Regions from separate parts of the Homo sapiens genome. Here all the other regions are linked to region 3. The links are chromatin loops, found by intact Hi-C in ENCODE. Cell type or tissue: IMR-90. All regions are shown on one strand. Region 1 overlaps COL25A1 (collagen type XXV alpha 1 chain). Region 2 overlaps COL25A1 (collagen type XXV alpha 1 chain). Region 3 overlaps COL25A1 (collagen type XXV alpha 1 chain).

Evidence for each region. Peaks named below come from ENCODE experiments on the same cell type or tissue, not always from the same donor. Only the 100,000 strongest peaks of a DNase experiment are listed, where the experiment ranks them.
Region 1: a loop joins it to region 3, with 2.6 times the contacts of the local background. A loop is called at or near these places in 4 of 110 quality-filtered maps.
Region 2: a loop joins it to region 3, with 2.3 times the contacts of the local background. A loop is called at or near these places in 2 of 110 quality-filtered maps.

The regions. Positions count from the first base shown.
Region 1 is chr4:109,074,089-109,082,088 of GRCh38, reverse strand. All of the region lies in intron 3 of COL25A1 (collagen type XXV alpha 1 chain), which reads left to right. Among named protein-coding and RNA genes, the nearest start is that of COL25A1, 220 kb to the left of the region's middle. RefSeq lists a silencer at 2,902-3,196. In IMR-90, no CTCF peak of the experiment used is centred here; DNase peaks (open chromatin) are centred at 2,138 and 3,098; H3K27ac peaks cover 159 bases.
Region 2 is chr4:109,043,864-109,051,863 of GRCh38, reverse strand. COL25A1 (collagen type XXV alpha 1 chain) reads left to right here. Exons shown (of 38, transcript NM_198721.4): 4 at 1,685-1,729; 5 at 3,689-3,696. It overlaps LOC124900756 (a long non-coding RNA gene), which reads right to left. Exons shown (of 3, transcript XR_007058225.1): 3 at 4,113-7,441. Among named protein-coding and RNA genes, the nearest start is that of COL25A1, 250 kb to the left of the region's middle. In IMR-90, no CTCF peak of the experiment used is centred here; a DNase peak (open chromatin) is centred at 4,863; H3K4me3 peaks cover 735 bases; H3K27ac peaks cover 352 bases.
Region 3 is chr4:108,845,896-108,853,895 of GRCh38, reverse strand. It overlaps COL25A1 (collagen type XXV alpha 1 chain), which reads left to right. Exons shown (of 38, transcript NM_198721.4): 25 at 971-994; 26 at 1,616-1,660; 27 at 5,093-5,137; 28 at 7,677-7,757. Among named protein-coding and RNA genes, the nearest start is that of ETNPPL, 87 kb to the right of the region's middle. In IMR-90, no CTCF peak of the experiment used is centred here; a DNase peak (open chromatin) is centred at 4,035; H3K27ac peaks cover 1,027 bases.

The sequences.
Region 1 (8,000 bases), 230 kb before region 3:
CATAAAAGACCACATAGTATATGATTCTATTTATATGAAATGTACAGAAAAGACAAATCTGTAGAGATAGAAAAGAGATTAGTGGGCTACGCGCGGTGGCTCACACCTGTAATCCCAGCACTTTTGGGATGCTGAGGCGGGCGGATTACCTAAGGTCAGGAGTTCGAGACCAGCCTGGCTAACATAGTGAAACCCCATCTCTACTAAAAATACAAAAATTAGCCGGGCGTGGTGGCACATGCCTGTAATCCCAGCTGCTCAGAAGGCTGAGGCAGGAGAACTGCTTGAGCCCGGGAGATGGAGTTTGCAGTGAGCCAAGACTGTGCCACTGCATTCCAGCCTGGCCGACAGAATGAGACTCTGTCTCAAAAAAAAAAATAAAAGAAAAAACAAAATAGATTAGTGATTGCCCATGGCTGGGTTGGGGGTGGAGATGGGTTTAGGGGTTGATAGCTAAAGGGTATGGGTTTTCTTTTTGAGGAGATAAAAGTGTTCTAAAATTTACTGTGGTGATGGTTGCACATATCTATGAATATACTAATTATCATTCAGTTGTACACTCTAAATGGATAAACTGTATGGTATGTGAATTACATAGAAATAAAGCTGTTACCAAAAAACACACCAAAATATCAGTTTCCGAAAAAATAGTATAGTTTAGTTAGATCAGTTTGGGTTCATTACTAATGTTTATTAAATATTTCAACTGTAAAAAATGAAAGCAACTGGAATTAATATTCTATCTAATCTAAAGATATTTTCTATAATTTTTGTATATCCCTTGCCCTTTTTTCTGAATAGATGATCTAGAGCACTTTTTTTGATATGAGGTAAAAAACTGTAGTGGGTGATAGAGTATTGAAAGCTGAGCCATGATGGTATATTAGATTGGAAAGACCTTGTACATTGTTCCGGTCAAGCATAAAACATACATTAATCAATTCATACGTGTGAGGCAGAGGAGATGCACAGTAAATTATGATGGTATCTTGGGGGAAATATTGACCATGCATGAAATGCTTCTGAATTCTCCCAGTGACCCTACTCGCCAGCAATGTGACCTTGCGCAGGTTATTTATTCTCTGAAACTTTTTGTTACCTGTTCAATGTGGATACTACTACTCTTCCCAGAACTTTTATGAGGATCAAATTAGATAAGTATATTATGCATCTAGCACAATGCTTGGCGTATCATATGAGCTCAGTAATTTAAGAGAGTTGATTGCAACAACTGAAGTGGGAGATAGCTGAAAATAGAACAGTTTCACTGAGGGTGGAAAGGAAGGAATATATCTAGAAAATTTTCATAAAATTTAGGTGGCAAAATCTAATTATGTACAATTGTGAAAGAATAGTAATAAATAGGAAGCCGTTTAAGTCTGATATATCTAAATAACATAAAAAACAGAGGGCTCCCATGTAATACTCATTAGAACCCCGGGTTCAACATCTTTTGATAATTACATAAAAAATATCACTGCTCATCATTGTTCTTAAGGTAATTAGTGAATTATGTATTTTAAAATTAATCCTATATGTTGGGTTATTTAGGTGAGAAAAATAGAGGAGTTGTTGGAAAAGAACTTGTCAATTTTTACAGTAGAACACTTTGGGTAAGGGTATCACAGACTTACGGAGTCCTACAGGTGATTTATCCCTTGCTTCTTATGTAATTTAATATTTTTTTCTATTAGGATTAACCTTCTTAGGTAAATATTGTATTACTGTATTTATTATTATTATATTTTTAAAATCCATGGAGAAACAGTTTAGTATAACGGTTAAGACCAAAGACTCTAGAGCCAGACTTCCTAACTCTACTACTTAATAATTAGTTAAGAAATTATTTAACTTCACTATGCCTCAGTTTTCTTATCTATAAAATGGGAATAACAGGAGTACCTATCATATAAATTGAGGTAAGGATTACAAGAGTGATTAATATCTATAATAGCACAGTACCTGGCACATGGCTTATGCTACGTGTTGTTAATGGTGGTGTGTGGTGGGGGTAATGATAACGACAGCTCAATTTGGTGATGACAGTTTGCAAACAGAAGTTGGCACAGCCCAATTCCTTGAGTAAAGCACTCAACTGATATTAGTATAAACACCTCTATACTGACTGGAAAGAAAGCCATTGACTCACTTCCTGTTTCCATTACTTTTGTAATCTGAGTTTAAATTACGTATCAATGGTTGCTATTCCATATTGCCCCTGTAGTCTCTAATTATTTCAGTAGATATGATGAATTTCTCAAAACAGCACCAGTTTTAACTCGCTTGAACTCTTAGAAATGTAAATAAATAAGACTTTTCAGGAAGACTGGAAGCCTGTGACACAAAAATGTGCTTATCAGCTCCAGAATGCTGGAAAACTACTCTAAATGGATAGATTTTTTTTTCTTAAGTTTTGCAGTGAAGAGATTCAATTTTCTCAGCTGCTGCCTCCTATAAGCCAGAATTAGCTCCTTTTATTGTGTGCACTTTTTAGCTATCTGAGCTTGAATTTATTCTAGCTCTTATTATAGGTGTTTGTATATCTCTGTGTACATACTGAAATCCTCACCTGGATAAGGGCGATGTGTTATTTTTCAGCTTTTCATCTCAGGACTTAGCACAGTACCTAGCCCATAAAATGACAACATTTTTTGTTGTTGAATAAACGAATGTATGACTCAATTCAGAAGGATTGCTCAAATGGCTATAAAAAATTTTCAGTTAATACTAAACACTATGCTACACAGTTAAACTGGATTGATTAATGGTAAATAGTGTAGAATATTCTTCAATAGAACAATGAGAGCATTCAGCTGTCCAGCTGGAAATCTGTCTGGACACTGAAAACAAATGGAAATCTTGGGGAGAAAAAAAATTCACCTAAAAGATTGGTGAAGCTTTACTTTAGTTCAGTCTGAATCTTGGGATTATTATGAAACTGTATTTCAGAATGATCTGTCTTATTTAACACCATTCTTTCACTCCCCTTCTGAAAAAGCACAGTAACCTAGATCATCAATCTGTTTCCAGAAGCATCAGCAGAAATTGTAAGATTCTTCTGACCACAAGACTCTGTAGGCTTGCCAGTGAAAACATGGATTTTTTTTCCTTGCCTTTTGCACTTGGCATTCCATGTAGTAAGCAGAAACAAATATCAGGATTCAAAGGCTCTCTAGGCTACTCTTTCCCCAGAACTCACATTCAGAAATGCATCTTTGGAAGCCAGTGTGCTGTAGCTGCTAATCATACCAGGAAGGTGTTCAGGATTACAAGGGCAAGTAGGAAGTCTGCCCAGGCTGCGGATTTGCAGGCACTTCACAGTGTTGCTACTTCTGTCACAACACAGTCCATGCTAGATTTCTGCCTTGCAATTCATCTAGTTTTTCCCCTATGGATTTTAACATTTCACCTAGAAATAACTTTCCTGCATATTATAAGACCTATTTAAACATTTGGATGGGCTTTTGTGTAAATAGTGTCTTTTTTTCTATATTCCATTTTAATAAATGTGTATTCTTAATCTGATGCCAGAAAGAGCTGTGAAAAGCAGCTTTATGGTAAATATTGTTTAAACATGCTTTTCTAAACTTTTATTTTTTGAGAAAAGCCTGCATGACAGTTTTGGTGATGCAAATGCTATATGTCATTTATTTTATTTAGTTTAAAGAAAAATGCAGACTTGAGAGTATCTGGCGATTTATGATAGATAACCTCAAAAATTATATAAAGTACTGCTGAAATTCACATGGTTAACTTAATTACACTGTGGTAAATACTCAGAGGGAGCATCATAAGTATCGGAGGCTACTTTTAAATAGAACCAAGATCCCTGACTCTTATTTAAAAAGCAAAGCAAAACAAAAACCTTCAACACATTCTAGGAAATGAGTTATGGGTGATGTTATTCCAGTGTTGTTTTGAGTTTAGGAAGTTATAGGAAAATTAGCAGAAAATTAGAGTTTAATAGAGAAACCCAGGCACTGCAAAAATCTTCTTAAAAGACAAACAAGTCAAGAGGCTATCTGGACAGACCCGGATAATGGGTGACATTGTAAGAGCAGCCGAGAAAAGATAAGAAAACACCCCTACTACTACGAACAGACCACTTCTATCCTCTCTCCATCCCCAAAATTATCCTTTATGGGTGATGGCCAAAGAATTGAATACCTATATTTCAAACTACTCTGAATGTGAACATTTCTGTCACCCAAAAAGCAGCGAGTAGGGAGATGACCCTTGTCAGAGTTATAAATGACCTCCTCACATTGTGGAGAAATTTTACTTTCTCCTGCAGTCTTATCCTTCGGCACTTGATCTTAGTACAGCTTTCAACACCATCTATTATGACATAGCTTGAAAATGCTTGAGGGTGTTTGCCTTTCTGTCTGTTTCCATTTTAAAATAGTTTCATTCTTACCCTTCAGACGGTTGACATCATGTATCCATGGCTGCCCATTGCTCTGGGGCTAAAATGTTTGAAGCTGGTGTTCATTGGGCTTCTAATACACACTCATAGCTATTTAAAATTTTTAGTCTGCCTTTAGGCCTAGTACCTGCTAGACAGAATAGTGACTGTCAGTGTTAGCTGAAGAAAGTAATGTTTAAAATAATGTTGCCGCTTTTGTTCCTTAGCAGGAGTGTTGGGGGCGGGGGGGTGGTGGTGGGAAGAGGCAATAGATGGAAGGCTAGTTTTGTTTTTATTAGCATTATGGAAATAGAGATCTGAAAGAAATTCCACAAGCTGATAGTTTATCCCATGTTCCCTAGAGCAGTGCTTGGTCTTGTGCTTAAGTATTGCTGTATAGATATGGATTCCACAATCTCTCATTTTCTACTGTTTCCATTCTAAAAGTTTATTGTTTTTAAAAATTTTCCTTTGTATGACTTTAATGCGTCCTGCTTTGGTTTTCCATTTTCATTTAGCCCATGGTGGTCACTTATCAAACCCTTTACTTATTGTTTGGTGTTGTGCCAATTAGCTTTTCTGATGATTTGCTTTAAACACAGCAAGAGCAATCATTGCAGGACCCTTTACTGCAGAGGTCCCCAGTCCCTTCAAAGTTCGGGTATCGGTCCATGGCCTCTTAGAAACTGGGCCTCACAGCAAAGGAGGTGAGCAGCAGGCAGGCAAGCCAGTGAAGCCTAATCTGTATTTGTAGCCACTCTCCATTGCTTGCATTACTGCCTGAGCGCCACCTCCTGTCAAATCAGCAATGGCATTAGATTCTCATAGGAGCATGAATCCTATTGTGAACTGTGCATGTGAGGGATCTAGGTTGTGCGTTCCTTATGAGAATCTAATGCCTGATGATCTGTCACTGTTTCCCATCACCCCCAGATGGGACCATCTAGTTGCAGGAAAACAAGCTTAGGGCTCCCACTGATTCTACATTATGGCGAGTTGTATAATTATTTTGTTATCTATCACCATATAATAAAGTGCACAATAAATGTAATGTTTTTGAATCATCCCCAAACCACCCCTGGCCACTGGGTCCATGGAAAAATTCTCTTCTACAAAACCAGTCTCTGGTACCAAAAAGGTTGGGACCACTGCTCTACTGTACTTACTAGTGTAGCAGATATTCTTATTAGGAATCACATGCAAAGTGTTCTTCATTGTTGTCTCAGGAATCAGCAGAACACCAGGGTTAGCACATAAAAAGCACTCGATAAGTGATAAATTGATTAATACATTAATAAGCTACTAGGGTTAATAAAAGTTGAAAGTGGGACAAAGAACAAATTCCCTCTTAAAGAGAGAGTTAATTTTACTGTGAAGCACAAAGCAGATATTGCTGATATAGTTTAAAACACCTAAAAAATCATATTCATATGACCCTTCAGAATTCTGATGAGTGTAGATATATAGTTGTTCCTTGGTGTCAGTGGGAAACAGGTTCCAGGACCTCCCATGGATACCAAAATCCATGGATGCTCAAGTTTCTGATACAAAATGGAGTAATATTTGCATATAAGCTATGCATATTCTCCCTTACACATTAAATCATCTCTAGATTACTTATAATACCTAATACAACATAAGTGCTATGTAAATAATTGTTATACTATACTGTTTAGGGAATAATGATAAAAAAGAAAAGTCTGCACATGTTCACTACAGATGCAATTTTTTTCCCAAATATTTTCTATCTGTGGTTGGTTGAATCTGCGATACAGAATGCATGGATACTGAGGGTTGACTGTATTTATTGTTAATGCTTAAACATTTGAAATATGCATTGTCAGTTAGAATTCTCAGGAAACACTCGATGTTTTGGTATTTATGTGGGCTTTTAAGTGCATACATAAGATCGTATAGATTGTTAATTTGGCTAAGTCTGTGTGGACTATATGGTGGGTAAAATATACACAGGAAGTGAAAGGCATAAAATTCTTAATATATTTTTATTACATATTGTGTTAACTTTTTTCCTTTGGGGCTACATTTTTTCAATGTTAATAGATGTCTTTGAGAAAGAAAGTATAATCTAAAAGTGTGTACTCTCCCAAAATTTTGTGAGAAGATCTAATAGGTTAAAAAATAAAGTTTTAATATACTTTGATATTTCATCTATTTTGTCATTCTATTTTATTCATATCACATAATAGCAATTCTTATGATCATTTCCCCCTTCAAACGTGACTCTAGTCATGTCTTGTCTTTAATTCCAAGTATATAGAATAACTTAAAATTTCTTCTCTGTTTGTATATACATCTAGCTCTATTAATAAAACACTTCCAATTTTAAAGTATATGTATTTAGATAACTAATTTAGTAATTATTTTATTATAATAGGAAAGAAAGTGCCTACATATCACTTGAAAATTATTTAAAAGAACAAAATAATGAGACTAACAGTGATATTCTGTTCTGGTGTTAAAACTTCCACCATAGATTCTAGCAACTCAGAAAATGCTGATGTTTCCTGGATTTTGAATTGGTACTTAACTGTCATATTCTCATCATAAAACTGTGAGATGATGTCATCTGGGGAATATTATCTGCTTTTAGAGGACTTGTGTTACTGAGAAACTTAATAACCTATTTTGGTGAAATTACCTTTTCTTTGTTGTTTTGCTTCTTTGTTAGGGATACATGCAATACAGAGCTCACCTAACTTTAGCATTGTGTTTTGGGGGACCTATTTTGTGTACAAATGTGTGAGTTTATGTTACCAATTCTTAAGTCATGCGCATACTTCTTACAATCTTATTAAGAAACTTTATGCTTTTCTGGTGTCTGAGTGGTATCAATGGCACTCTAGTAACTAAAAATTTGCTAAAACAAGCTTAGTTTTCTTAAATGAAACATCTATGATTTTCTTAGCTGTATGATTCCATTGAATGCCTAAATGGTGGCACTATTATAAATGAGTAAATCATTTAATCATATTCTCATAATTAATGAGAATAATACACAGAACTCCCTTCGGATAGTATGTTAATTTCATTACTTAAACTAAGTCACATCATCAGGAATCCAACTGCCTATATAAATTTCATACTGTTTAAGGAGCTTGGGAGAACTCTTTGGATTATATACATTAGCTAACCCTGTTTAACATTTCATATAATTTGGCATATGAATGAATGTTGTACATTTCATTTTCTACGACAATGGGAATTTTTAAGAGTAGTTGCTTATTCTTTCTTCAAAGCAAAGAAAGCCAATAATACTCTCAGGTGGGGGGACTAGAATTGTTTATTTTTTCTGGTGCCATTTTGATTTATTTCTCAACTAGTCCAAACAGCAACACAAACATTGAGTCTGCCTGAATCAAGGGTCCCCAGTCCTTGGGCCACTGACCAGTCCTGCTCCTTGGCCTGTTAGGAACTGGGCTGCACAGCAGAAGGCAATCAGTGGGTGAGTGAACATTACTACCTGAGCCCCACCTCCTGTCACATCAGTGGTGGCATTAGATTCTTATAGGAGCGGGAATCCTACTGTGGAACTGCACATGTGAGGGATCTAGGTTGCATGCTCCTTACGAGAATC
Region 2 (8,000 bases), 200 kb before region 3:
TTGAAATATAAGTTCAATCATAGGACTGCTATATTCAGTTTTGGAAAATTCTCGTCTGTCATCTCTTCCACAATGGCTTCTAATGGTCCTACCATGTGAACCACAGACATTATAAGTATATAGTAGTTGCTAGAGAGTTCTTAGTTTAAGTGATGTTATACTAGAAAAAATATAATTCTTAGTCTTAAGGAAGTTTTATATATCAGATTATGTCTGTGTGTGTGTGTGTGTGTGTGTGTGTGTATGTATGTGTGTTTGAACAGATGTATTAACTTTATATTTTCGTACCTTTTAGGGTTCTCTGGGCTCATTTACTCATTTATATGATTCTTCTCCTGTTCCCAATCTGGCCAAGATACCTTGAATATGATGAAAACATCCCTTTATTCTAGAATATAGAAAGAAATCTGAAATTTCTATTGGCAGTTTTGGACTTTGCTACAAAGCTTATTCTCCTAATATTTTCTATTGGTTTTATTGCTCAATTGTTTCTTAACCTCTTACAAAATACAGACGGTCAGACTTATTCTGTGTAAGGGACTGGAAGGAAACTAACTGCCCCACTGATGTTTTTGTTTCTCATGATAGTGTTTCCATGTGGGAGCCAGTAGCTCAGGATCACATTGAAAGTCGCTTGGATACTAAGGCCTGTGCTGCCTGTGTCTTGAACTTTCTAAAGTTTGGAAGTCATCAGTCCTACTTAGCAGCTCATTCTTTAAAATCAGGCAGTTCTGTATTTTCCTTGGCCTTCTTCTCCTGGCAAATATTGTAAGACCTCAATTCTCATTGTGGGCTAATTATTCTCTTCTATTTGCCTGAACCATAATTCAATGCAAGGCTACTCCTGCCCAAGGAAATGAGGACAGAAATTATATAATTGAGAATAATGGCTTGAAAGCCATGAATGTCTAGAATCTTGTGCGAAGTCTGATACATACTAGCTTGGTGGTCTTTACCGGTAACTTACCAAAAAAAAAAAAACAAGTTTTTTTCTCTGCTTTTAAAATGGGATCATCATAAAGGCTAACTATTTATTGAATGACAATAATGAACTTGCCCTTGTAGAAAAATCAGGCCTATAATTACTACCTAAACACTGTCTTATTAAAAAGGTTGTGATTTTATTCAGGTGGTTGTTGATCGGTGAAATTCCAATATATTCACATTTAATGAAATATAAATATTTGTAAGGATTATTTTCCATTACTAATATATACATTTAACTAACTGCTAACTAAACATTTTCAGAAAATTATGATGGACCTGACTGAAAAGAAACTGTAAATCATTTGGACTTAGTACTTTTAAATTATTAATTAGTACTTTAATTATTCATATACTGAAAAGAAATATTTCTTAGAAATATAAAACTCAACTACCAATTTTCTTAGCAAACCCTTTCTTTATTGATGATATTAAAGCAGGATGAACAAAAATTCCCAATCGTTAGTTTTCTTAAGTAACACTAGATGATCATGTATCTAGAGTAGCTTTTATAATTAAATGAACCTTAAGAGTTTTGCTGAAACACTAAAGACAATACTGACCTTTACAAATATCTGATCCCTTTCTTGAAGTTGGTAGTTAAAAACAATGAGAAAATATATATAAATTATTTACTAGCTATTTTGGAACCAGGAAAAAGAATTAAACTACACTAAAAAAATTATCCTTTGTATTTCAGGCCCTCCAGGGAAACGAGGTAAGAGAGGCCGAAGAGGAGAATCTGGTAAGTCTCTCTTTCAGCTGCTCTGTGTCACTCATGTTCTGGTTAAGTTCCGGCATCTGTTCTTCCTAATTAATGATAATATTGTCTTGTTGGAGGTTATATGTGTGTGTTTAAATCTTTCTCTGCTAGACCTAGTTGTATTTGTTTATTTATTATTTTTTAATCTTCTCCTTATTTCTATTAAACTGTAAAAAGGAGAAGTTTGCAAAGTATTGTTAATTGCAGTTTAGTAACAATTGGTACCCATTTGGGGCTTATTTACTGGGTCAAGTTAAGTCTGTCCTTTCTATGTACAATGGCGTGTTTCTCAGCTGCACACGGTGTGATAGCATCACCCACGTTTCCATCTATATAGGTGGTCAGTCAATGTAGGTCCTTTGCAAAAACATCTGCCTTGGGACACTAGGGCACATGTCTTAGAAAGCTGTGTTGTTATTTTATCCAATTGGCACAATTCTGTCATGCTTTTACTCTTACCGTTTTCAAAATTTGGGAATGTTTTATCCTTCTTGTACAACCATGGAATTTTAGTGATGACAAGAGCCTTAGTAATCAATCTAGAATTTTCATTTTGTAGTTGAGGAAATGGAGGCCCATAGCAGTCAGGTGATTTGGCCAAGGCAAAACTTGAAACAGAACCAATTGTCCTGATTCCTACTTCAGGACATTCTTGCTTTCAGGCCAAATCCCTATATGTAAAACAAATCCCCAATGTAAAACAGAAAAGTCAAGTAAAATTTCTTTTGAAACTGAGATGATCTGTATAAATGAGTTCACTTACTGTTTTTCTTTTTTTGGAAATGACCACATAAAGTCTTATCAGGCCATTAATTCTTACATGCAAGATAAAGTAATTTAAGGTTTGACTCTAGCATGCTGTAAATTGTTATTTTTCAGTATTTTCTCTAAGTATTTTTCAATATTAAAAATAATCAACTACTAAGTATTGAAACAGAAACATTAACCTATCAAGAGCTGATAGCAGATTAATGTGTGGTTTTTTTTCTTGCCTCATTTTCTCTTCCATTTTAAGAAAGATGTAAAAGTAAAAAGCATTTGTGAAAATTTATTAATTTGAGCAGTGTAGTTGCTTATTTTTTTTAAAGAGTATTGTCAAAAGCTACCTTTAAAGCTCATTGAATCTAAATAATTGGAAACTTGTATAGGTATTCCTTCACAAAGTGCAAAGTTTTCTAATAGAGGACACTTTATAAATTTGTTTTGAGGAAAAAGAAATGATAAAACATTAGTGGAATCAGATAATCATAGAAATGATCTTTGATCTTTGTCAAAAGAAAGAGGATTTTGGGGAAAAAGTGAAAAATTTATGCTTATACAAAGTTTCATAGAAAATAAAAGCCAATTTCCAACTTCCTAGCTACTTAGAACTAGTATTTTAATTGAGCATAATGGTGTGTGAAATATTTAAAATTGTCTTAGACTTTGCCTGTTTTGATGGTTTTAAAGAAACTTACATAAACGTGAGGACCTAGTCTTTTGCATATTTACAATAATGATGAATAAAAAATTCTAAGGACAAATAATTGGTACATTTCTCATTTGGCTGTTTTATCAAACTCAAGAAATTATATATCAATTCTCTATAACTGGTCTATCATAAATTACCAAATATTCTCATAATTCATACTTCTCTAAACTTTTATAAATTAGTCTTTACTTAAGATATATGAACATCTCAGTAATTCATAGACAGGCTTCAGGGAATCTAAAAATTACTTGAAATTTTATGTAAAATTTTGTGTGCAATTATAAATTTTTTTGAAATGGTCTCAAAGGCTCCATGGTCTAAAAATGATTAAGAATCAGTGAATTTAAAAAAACTTCCATGTCTATTATGTCATGCTGATGATTATGCTCATATCTTTTGTTTGATTTTAATATTTTGCATATTCACTAACTCCTCTCTCTCTCTTCTCTCTCCACCTGCTCCCCCCATAGGTCCTCCTGTAAGTATGTTTGCTGCACTTTGGCTTGTTTGCATTTATCAGGATTGTGTATGTTAAAACTTTGTTAAAACACCAAAATATAGTCTCTATGTCTATTAGAAAAATGTTACTGACCTTTTAAGAGTATACTTAAAGTGGTCAGTCGCGGTGGCTCACGCCTGTAATCCCAGCACTTTGGGAGGCCGAGGCGGGTGGATCATGAGGTCAGGAGATCGAGACCATCCTGGCTAACACGGTGAAACCCCATCTGTACTAAAAATACAAAAAATTAGCTGGACATGTTGGTGGGCGCCTGTAGTCCCAGCTACTCGGGCGGCTGAGGCAGGAGAATGGCGTGAACCCGGGAGGTGGAGCTTGCAGTGAGCCGAGATCATGCCACTGCACTCCAGTCTGGGCAAAAGAGCGAGACTCTGTCTAAAAAAAAAAAAAAAAAAAAAAAGAGTATACTTAAAGTTTGGAAAATTATTTTTTAGATACACAATTTTGTGATCATGTGATGTTAGAATGCAATATATGTCCATTTAAATTTGTTTTAAATTTTTTTATTTCCATAGGTTATTGGGGAACAGGTGGTATTTGGTTACATGTTCTTTAGCAGTGATTTGTGAGATTTTGGTGTACCCATCACCTGAGCAGTATACACTTCACCCTATTTGTGGTCGTTTATCCCTCACCCCCTTCACACCTTTTCCCCCGAGTCCCCAAAGTCCATTGTGTCATTCTTATGCCTTTGCATCCTCATAGCTTAGCTCCCACTTATGAGTGAGAACATATGATGAAAAACGTTTATTTTTGATATGATCACACACCAATACCCTCGTGGGATTTTTGGATAACTTATGAAGATTCTGATTTTAAATCCTTTTCCTGGAATTCTGAGGTTTCTTTTGCAAGCAAATCTCCAAGCTATTTCACACTTCTTTTTTCATCTGTTTAAACTTGTATCTGAAATATTTGCATTTGCCAGTCTGCCAAATGTAGATGGCAACATGATCATGGAAATGATACCCCCAGTGAGCTTGGACCAGTCCTCCCTCCTTAGGCAACACTCCCTTTGAAGTCTGTTGGAGTTTTGCCTGCATAAAGAACATGAGATGGAGCCCTTGGAGAGTTTCACTTTCTTTTTTCTTTCCTTGAGTAGGTCATAGCTGCAGCATTCCAGTCTGTTTTGCACTCACAGGAACAGATTATCTTGTCAGCTCTGAGCTAGATGTGTTTTTGAGTAATATCCTGGATATCTGTATCTGACCCCAGTGTTTATACTGTGCAGTGTGCATTTACGGTAGCAATGATCATTGGCCTTGAGATATTTTCTCATCCTGGATAGTCAGTTTGCTCCAAGGTTCGCAGACTCCACGTTGGCAACTTATCTAACAGGCCAGCATGGTCCAGGGACAGGGGCTTAGCGTGTACTTATTTACTTTATTCAGAGGAAACGTTGGCCTCCAAATATCTTTTGCAGTCTTCCTGCCACGTTCAAGGATGGAACATTAATCATGTTAGAAATGACTTTGCTTCTGTAACTGACTTTCAGCTCTTGCTTAATGCTAGGCAGATGGCATGCCTTAGGTCTAGGAGTCTTTACTTTTTGGCTTCATACTTAAGTCTCTTCATGTTAAGTAAGTAACAAACCACTACTACCCAGAGGAAACTCCTGAGGTTACGGCTGGAGTAGAGTGTTCAAGGCTTCTTTTTTTGGAATCCACATTAGCTATGGCAAGAGGTAGTTAAATCTCATTTCTGCCTTATGAATTCTTCAGGATTCTAGTACTTCCTCTTTGATTCCTCGAAAAATCACGCAACCATATAGCTCTCGCTTTCTTGAGGCCATCTGTTAGTCCAAATTTTCTACCTAAAGATGTCAATTGTTCCTCCTTTTCTTATTACATAGAAATAAGAGAGAATTAGCATTAAGCCCCTAGTGTAAGGCAAGCAATATTCTAGGTACTTTACATGTATAATTTCATTTTGTTCTCACACCAACCCTCTGATGTTACCATTCCTATTGTTCAGTGAGGAAACTGAGGCTCATAGAGGTTAATTACCAAAGGTTGCACAGCTAGAGGATTTGCAAAGTTGAAATTCAATTAGATATGTCTGATTTCAAATCGATTCAGTTTACCACTTTATTCCATTCCTTATGAATTATAGTTGTGTTATAACATGGATCATTGTTACATGGGTTTGTCAGGCCATGGGTCAAATCATATTCCTTGATTAAAATAATCACATAAAATATAAAATTATGGCCGAAACTGCAAAATGGCTAATCTATAAAACAAGTATTGATACTGTCCCACCTTGACTACATTTTAAAGAAGTTATAATATGTTTGGCAAACAGCATCAAATCCAAGAAATAAAGTATAATCATGAGTTTCCATACTGACTGGAAGATAATTCAAGTTGCTTATATTTGATAAGATGAAAAAACATTGATTGTACAAAAGAGAAAAAAAACATTGATTATGCTATCTTTACTAATACAATACAACCCTACCATAGTACTTAGGACCCAATATCATGGGCTTCCTTGTGGGTAAAATACATTATGATGAAATCTTCTTGAGCCTCCAATTCCTAAATCTCCATGTATAATGTCTAAAAAGTATCTGCCTTCCATCAAATTTTGCTTTAGAGTAGGTGGCTTTATAACAAATTTCTGGCATATTTTTTATATCTGAGTAAATATTAATGAACAATGGGATTATTACAGTTAAATAAGTTTATCATCAGTATGTTTATTTAGAGGCAATACCCAATTACTGACAATTTTAATTTCTAGGGACTATTCCTATTTTTACATCACCTTAATTTTATGTACAGTTAACCCTTGAACAATGTGGGGGTGAGAGGCACCAACCCTCTGCTCAGTGAGAAATCCACAGATAACTTTTGACTCCCCAAAAACGTTACTACCAATAACCTACTATTGACAGAAAACCTTACTGATAACACAAATGGTTAATTAATATACATTTTATATGTTGTATGTATTACATACTGCATTCTTACAATAAGCTAGAGAAAAGATATTATTTAGAAAATCACAGTGAAGAGAAAATACATTTACTATTCATTAAGTAGAAGTGGATCATCACAAAAGTCTTCATCCTCACCATGTTCACATTGAATAATCTGAGGAGGAGAAGGACGAAAAGGCGTTGGTCTTGTTATCGGCAGAGGAGGAGGAAAACTGGCATATAAGTGGACCAATGTGGTTCAAACCCATGCTGTTTAAGGTCAACTGTATATATTTTCCTTTCACTTCTTTTTCCTGAACTAAAATCTGACAGTTTCTGTAATTTTAATTTTTAGAGAAATGTATTGTCCTACTTTGTATCTTTTAAAACATTATTCAACTATCTCCTCAAGTGTGCTATCGAGGCATATATTGTCATCTTAATCACAGTTGCCCTTGCCTCCATTCTGCACTCTAAATATAAAGCACAAAATTGGTCTGAGAAGTTAGTCTTGCTTCTGGTGAGCAATCCTTGGCACAGAACCTACATCGAGTAAATTTCTCAAACTTCCTTCTGGCCCGCAGTTCCCATGGTGCTGTGGCTTCATGTGTACAGACAGATTAGAAAGTGTAACCTGGGATCTTGATGTATATTTTGCTGTCATTCACTTTCACTTCATTATGAAATGTGCTCCAATAGTGCAAGAGACATTTGGACACTCAGTAAAACAAACAAACTAACTAATAAAAAATTAGATGGCCCAGGGGATAATGGCAGATCTCACTGTAAGATTAAAAGAAACAAAAAAGAAAAGTATTAATGATAAAATTTAATTTAGCAACCATATATTTGCAACTTTACTTAGAATGTTTTGGAAAACTTGGATATATTCCACTAGAATTATGTGTGGATATATAACTATGTGTTTCTTTTGTCAGTTTTTATAGTCTTGCATATTGAGATCATTTATAATTTAAACTTGAAATACAACTTGAATTAGATCCCGTGTATCAATTTATTCTCTAGGAAGCTTTCAGCTTATTACTCAGCCTTATCTATTTTGAGATATATATATTTATATACATACATACACACACACACACACACACACACACACTATCAGAGGAGTCTCTGCTAAAAATGGCTGCAACAGAGCAATTTTGTGATAATGTATATAATTTGTTTTTAAGTGAATATCACATACTTTTTTCTATTTTCTTTCTCATAAAGGTAACACATATTAGAATATTGTTCTAATGGACTCTGTGCATGTGCTTTGAGCATCAAGCTCAGATATCACAACTGTATTTGCTAGAATGATTTGTCAGTCCATTGTATTATG
Region 3 (8,000 bases):
ATGTGGTACATATACACCACGGAATACTATGCAGCCATAAAAAAGAATGAGTTCATGTCATTTGTAGGGACATGGATGAAGCTGGAAACCATCATTCTCAGCAAACTAACCCAGGAACAGAAAACCAAACACCACATATTCTCACTCATAAGTGGGAGTTGAACAATGAGAACATATGGGCACAGGGAGGGGAACATCACACACCAGGGCCTGTCAGGGGGTGGGGGGCAAGGGGAGGGATAGCATTTGGAGAAATACCTAATGTAGATGACGAGTTGATGGGTGCAGCAAACCACGATGGCACATGTATACCTATGTAACAAATGTGCACATTCTGCACATGTATCCCAGAACTTAAGTATAATAAATCAATCAATCAATAAATTTTAAAAACTCATTTGTTTTTCTGATTAAGTTCACAAAAAAATTGGAATGCCAAAAAAAAGGAAATTAGATTAATTCTATGTCGACTAATATCTTTAGTTATGGCACACACACACGCACACACACACACGCACAAACACAAAGTTAGTTTTAATGCAACAAATGAGCTGCAGACTAAAAGAGAAAAAATATGCAATTGGGTATTTCAGTTTTCTCTAATGAAGTACTCTCTAGAATAGTGCTTTTATCAATAGCAAAATTTCTCAGTTCACAATTATACTGACAAGCCTCTAGCATATATGACTTTACTGCATTATTTTTTTCAATCAGGTGAATTAAAATTTTGACATTTCTTTTTCTTCAGCCATAGATTTTTTAAATAGGATTCTAAAAATAATTTTTAAAAAATCTCTACAACTATACTGTATTGAAGATAGGGTAATATGTTCTCAGTATCTTGTCAAATCCTTTTAAGATATCAGACTAGCCAAACATATTCAAAAAGTTGATTATTTCACAAATGTATTACTGTACTTTGGCACACAAAATAGATAACTCTGTCTTTGTCAACACATTTTCCCAACAGAGGATTACCACCTTAACTGTCACGGTAACTCCTATTGCATGCTTTCTGTGGTTTGTGGTTTTGTATTTGGTGTTGATGCATGCCAGCCAAAATGGTACTAATGTAGCTATTGTTTTTATCTGATACTTAATTTTATGTTTTCTTGTATTAATAATCTTTTACATTTGCTCCAGTTGAATCACTTTGTCTGCTTAGTGAAAAGGTCAAGAAAAAAGTGATTGCTAATTTTCTTAAAAGTCTCTGGCCTTATCTGAACAATATAGCTTTATTCTTTAGGGTTTGGGAAATCAACGCCTTTGGGGTGGAGGGGTAAGGAGTGTATGTAGAAACAAAGCTAATATTCGTATGCTAATTCATCCCAATACGATGAGTGTGGAGCATGGCAGCAATTTTACATTGCCTTACCGAATCTACCCAGAAGCACCTTCCACATTATTTTGACCTCAAATGTGTTAATATTTTAGCATATAAATAGGTGTTTTTTTCTAATTATGTAACTAGTAAAATTTTTCCTCATTGCAAATTTATATTTGGGGAGATCTGATTACGATAGAAATAAGGAAGGTGTATAGTGTGCCTATTTAAGGTATGAATTTTAATACATATAATTACTACTTTTAAAAACTGTGCTTTTTCTTGATTTAGGGTCCCCCTGGACCTCCTGGACCTCAAGGACTACAAGGGCCAAAGGTTATTCTTTATTTACTTGTTTCCATTTATCACATACAGTGCAGGGAATACCGTATTAAGTATATGCATCTTTGAAAATCAGTCTTACAAAATGCTGAAGAAGCTGAGATCAACAGTATTGTTTTAGAGAGCGAAGAAAAGAAATTGAGGTCTGGACTGAAGGAAGATAGAAAATTAGAAAAGAAGAAGGGAAAATAGGAAAAGAAGAGAGAGAAATTTAATTTAGGGAAGACATTGAAAAAAGATATTAAACAAGGGAAAAACAAGTTCCACAGAAATTATAAATGTAAAAAACACTAAATGTGGTGTATGAAAACAAAAGAAAATGTTTGATTAAAGGAGGATTAGAGAAAATTTAACTTGACACCAAGAAAGATCCTTGCTTCTAATGCTTTTATAGTAAAAAGAGTAAGAAAAGTTTTAGTATGGTGCATTCACAAATCAAAATTTTAGGAATCATTTTTCATAATGCATTCTTTATTATATACTTTCAGACATTTTGCCATTTAAATCTTATCTAATGAAACATACCAACTAAAAATAGTAGAAGGCTAGAATTGCTTTATATCTAAACTTTGTTGATGGCTTTATCCCTCCAAACTGAAGCTTAGTCATTCAACCATGTTTGATCAATTAACACATGGCCAGTGATTCTGGCTTTTCAGAACTGAGCTACATGTGTTGAAATATGACTTTCGTCATTGGATTCTTGTAGGAGATTCAAGTTATTTCAGAATTCATCTTTTGTTAATGCTTCTTAAGGCAGTTTATTTGCTAAGTCTGTCATAACACACACTCACACGTATCAGCTTTCATACTCTCTCAAGATACTTAAAAACAGAAATCTAGTATATAGAAACTTTATTTTTCTATCATATAAAGGAATATAAATTACAATATTACTGAGCTCCTTGCCTATATATTTAGAACATAGATCCTAATTTCAAATAGATTTCTTGTATAACATTAATATAAGGTGTGGGATTTTTAACTTTCTATTTCTCCAGCACATTCTGGTCCCTAAGAGACATAACACAAAAAAACTATATATAATCTTTATTCTTGGTGAGCAACACTGCCTGGATCCCCATTCAATAATATCTTGGTGAGCTGGACTAGATATCCTAGAAGGAAATCTGCAATTTCTTTTTTTCCTTTGTGTAGAACCAACCAAGTGTCTAAGTTCATTATTTCACCTCCTCGCTTGACTAAGACTCCAGAACCAAAATTGTCCCCAAAGCTAAATACATATCTCATTTCCCACAAACCTCAAAAGTTTCCAGGACTTTTCTCTTCTCTACAGTCCAAAGGCCTAGAGAAGCCCCAAAGGCACCCATTCTTTGACCCAAAGAGGCAAAAAGGACCTCCTAGGTAAAAAATCTGTATCACTAAAACCTATATTCCCCTGGTTTTATAATCCAATTGCTATTCGTGTATTAATTCAGTTATTCAGTAAGTAATTTTTGAGCCTCTACTCTATGGTAAGGACTAATATCTAGTAAGGATACTAGAAAGAAATTCCAATAAAGGGCTTATGGCCTAGGGAGGGAGATAGGCAAGTAAAGGTACAATTATTAATAGAGTAAGTGCATAGAAGGTCCCTCTAAGTCTTAAGAGCCAAGGGTGGCTTTGAGTTGAAACTGAAAGACAGGAAGAAGTTGCCCAGATGAATATCTAGACAAGCAATATGGAGGAGGGTTGAGTCATTCTCGCTTACCTCCTACCCTTGCCATCCTTCCCAGTATGCTATCATCCCTACCCCACCCACCCCACAATGGTCTTATAATTGAGATCTTGTGTTAGCTGATGTAGTCCTTTATGTTTTTCATGGTCTGTCCTTGAGAAGGTTGGGATAATTGGGGTGGAATGTAGCTATGACCAAGAGACAGCAAAATGTAGCCTGAGTCAAGTACAGAACCCCTTCTGATCTTGGAATTCAGACTGAATGGGAACTTACTCAATTAGCATTTCTCCTTCATTTATCACACAAGAATTGTTTGATTCCCTACACATCAAATAACTCTTACAAACCCCATTTGAGGGGTGAAGGATAAATGAATAACTCATGAATTATGTTTTCCTTTTAAACACTTGTGAATCATATTTTAAAGGGAAAAGCCTAGCAAAGCCATCATTATTGGACCCACAGTGCTGACAAGTATTCAGACTCTGAATGAAACTAGGGCTTAGCCAGGTGCATCCAACCTCAGCAGACTTGTTTGTGGCAAAATAAAATTTGCTGCTACCACAAAGAGCAGGAAACCTGAAATAAGAAAAGGCCCTTCCCCCGCCGCTTTTCTTGCTTCATTTGTTTATAACCACAAGATCATGCCTTCCTTAAACACTGGAAAGCTCAAATTTCATGCTGTACCTCATAGCTCTTAAAGTTTTTACCAGGGAAAGGAGCTCTAACCATTTCAATATTGTGGTTTATAGTATCACCAAACAGGCCTTTCTAGAAAATACAGCCTCAGGTCAGCTCCGTTGGAAATCTGTCTGTGAGGCAGGCCTCTCACACTCAGAAGAGCTGTTTTTACAAAGTTTCCACAGTGTGGGATTCAGGGATATTTGTAATGGGATCCACATAAATGACTCATTGATACAAAATAATGCTTACTTTTCAAGGAATTTATTTAGTCACCTTTCAAAACTGAGAAGTGACTAAACATTTGCTGTTCGATTAACTTTCTGGCGTATTGTATAAATTTGCTTTTAATGAACATCTTCAGTTTAAAAAAGCAAACAAAAATCTCTATATTTTGAGTTTGTCAAAAATCCTTATAAATCATAACATGAATAGTAAATTTTAGTTCATTCATAGCACAGTATAAGAAATTGAATTGATCTAAAAGTTATTTCATATGCATTAAGATATCTGATTTATGATATCCTTCAGTGAGGCTTTTCTGGAAATTGCACACTCACAATCATGAATTTGTAACTAACTGTTTGAACTGTGCCAATTAAAATATTGTTGAAAATTCATGGGGCTTTGCATTTTACTTTTTTAGGTTAACTGTTATGTTTTCCTTTTTACTGAAATTGGAAAGTGAGAGAAATCATACAGAGGTTGTATGGAGAAAAAAATTAACTAACTGAGGCAGATAGGTTGTTGCTATAGGATATGGTCAGCTATCAAATTGTGTCTATCAGTTTTCCTTGACCACTCTTTTTTAGCCTGCATCTCACATGGAGAAAAAATAAAAACACTAAAAGCATTGGATCTTAGCTACATATAAATACTATACATAATCTTGAAGAAAGATTATTACTTCCCTTAGTTTAGATATGTGCTATAATAGAATATTCTCGGGTTATGATGCATTTGCTGAAAGTCAAATTGTGGTGTTAACAAACTAGCATCGTTTTTTTATGTAGTGCAGTATGTTACCAATGAGAATGGAGGCAAGTCATCTATTTTTATCTTAATAGGGAGAGCAGGGATCTCCAGGAATCCCAGGAATGGATGGAGAGCAGGTAATTTTCAAAGATGTATACTATTATTTAAAGCATCATTCTTGATTACTACTTTTATTGTAGGTTTGAAGCCAAAATGTCATGAGCATTGATATTTGATACCCTCTTTCTTTTAACCATTTGTTCTAGAGACTTCATTGACTCTAAAAAGCAGACATTAGTTTTCTTCGCAAAAACATCTAAGCCATATGATACTTCAGTTTTGTTCTTAATACTTTATATCAACCTACCAGTGACTCCCCTGCAAATTTTTAATAGACTTGTAAAATCATTACCAAGTTAGTAAAACTAGCCTAATTTTTGTCAGTGAATACAAATATGTCAAGATTAAAATCAGTGACCATAGTTTCCACAAAACTAAATCTTGCCTATATGCCTTTTTTAGACAATGTTTTCTTTTCCCAAATAAAGATGACACCTAATCCCTAGATCCTTAGAAAATACAGAAACAAGCAGGGAACTTGTAGCTTGACAGAGTATGGTAGTGTATCTCTGAGGGTTCCCTCTAAAACAGAAGTCGGCAAGCTTTGTTAATAAAGGTCCAGATAGTAAATGCTTTAGGCTTTACAGGCCACATACAATCTGTGTTGAAGTTTCCTTTTTATTTATTTATTTTTGGTTAACACCTCAACAATTTTTTTTTAAATTCACTCTGTACAAAAACAATCCCTGGGATGAATTTGGCCTGTGAGCCATGGTTTGGCGACCCCTGCTCTAAAAGAATCTGAGTTGGAGAACGTGGACAGTATTCAGAATTTGGAATGGAATCAAAAGGGTTAATTTCAAGATCTTTAGTGTTTTCTTGATTTCCATTATTTACCCAAGAAATGGCTAAAATCAGGAAAATCATAAGAAATCAAAAGGATTCTTAATACAGTTAGTGCACATATACTCCTCAGAAGAAAGTATTAGATAGGAAAATTAGGTTTAGGATTATTTTTACTATCAGAGTTATATGCTGAAATAATAATAATGCCATATTAAATGAACATGTGGTAAACAGAAACATAGATACCTTAGATGATTTGCTATATCATAGATCACTTAGAATTTTAAAGTCTGTCTATGTTACTTCTCTGACCATTGGTCATTATAAGCAATTAATTTGACATGCATAATGATATACATTATGGCTCCTACAGATATAGTAGCTAGCTTTTTTTTTTCTTCTGTAGGCTTTGCAAGGTCTTCTTCTATCACTAAGTACATTGGGTTGCCGTCCTGCTGCCATCACTAGATCCCTAAAAATAATCCAGGTCTTATTAATCAGTAAGATCCATCTATTCATTCAGGCACCTACTTACCCATTGGGTAATTCTGAATGCTATTAAATAGGAACAGTTAACAAGAAAAGTTCCTTTCCATAAATAATTTTTCTCCATCGGTTTTAATAAAAAAAAGATAAACAGGTTTGTGCAGCCTAGAAGCCCCTTACCATAATAACTATGATCATCTCTACTGAAGAATGAGCCATTAGTATATTGAAGTGAGTTTCCTAGGATGAAAATGCTTAAAAATATAAATTAATGTCAATATTAATATTATAAAATTCAGGCCAGGCATGGTGGCTCACGCCTGTAATCCCAGCACTTTGGGAGGCCAAGGTGAGCAGATCACCTGAGGTCAGGAGTTTGAGACCAGCCGGGCCAACATGGTGAAACCTCGTCTCTACTAAAAATACAAAAATTACCTGGGCATGGTGGCGCATGCTTGTAGCCCCAGCTACTTGGGAGGCTGAAGCAGGAGAATGGCTTGAACCCAGGAGCCGGAGGTTGCAGTGAGCCAAGATCGCACCATTGCGGTCCAGCCTGGGTGACAGAGTGAGACTCCAACTCAAAAAAAAAAAAAAAAAATTACAAAATTCAGATTTGTTAACATTCAAAATGCATATTTATCTATTTCCTCACTGTAAAGGAGAATAAAAATACCATTCTGACTCATCTCATAGAGACATCATGAGAACAAAATAAGAACACTGTGAAGAGGTTGTCATACTTTTAAGCATTGATTGAGCGTTAGTGTGTGGTAAATGATCCAGTGATTTATCAGTCTGTAGACTGGACCATTGAAAACTCATTGTGACTGGAACTTCTGCCTGCAGTTAGGAGGGAGGGGAGTATAGTGGGTAGAGATGAGAGAAATTTGGACATTTGTTATTATATAACACTAGGTCCCAGTTCAAAATACATCCTGTATTGTTGAGAATTAAGTCTATTAAGTTGTTTTCAGGTCTGGTGAGATAGAATTAGCTGCCAGGTAAAAATACAAAATCAGGAGAAATTATGTCAAAACCTAAGTTCATGTTTTTTATGCTTACATGGCCTAATAGAACTTAATCTATTTCATTACAAGGAGAAATAGTACTGATTGCATGTAGAAGGTTGCTGTAAGAAATAACTCTACCTAAAAACAAAAATCAGAATCATCTCAACATTGAACCCACCTATTAACGAAATTGATCGGAATTCTGTTTTCCCTAGGATGTAATTATCGGGGGTCATTATGCTGCTTACATGCCAACCTTGTCTATCATTTTTAGGGACTCAAAGGCTCAAAGGGAGACATGGGGGACCCAGGTATGACAGGTGAAAAAGGAGGAATTGGACTTCCTGGATTACCGGTATGTTTATACTTTCTGTTTGTTTATACTTTTTATATTATGTTCTTATTAAGATAAATTAAACAATCAGAAAAGAGTTATATTATTAGCTGCAATCTCATCTAGTGGTTCATCTCATATTTTTATTTTGAAATATTTGAGGTATTATTGGTTAATTACTCTAGGGAACTCAAATTGTAAGGCATGTAACCAAATGAATTATAAAGGAAGCCTTCATGTTTTCCTGAATTGTTTTCCCTAGAA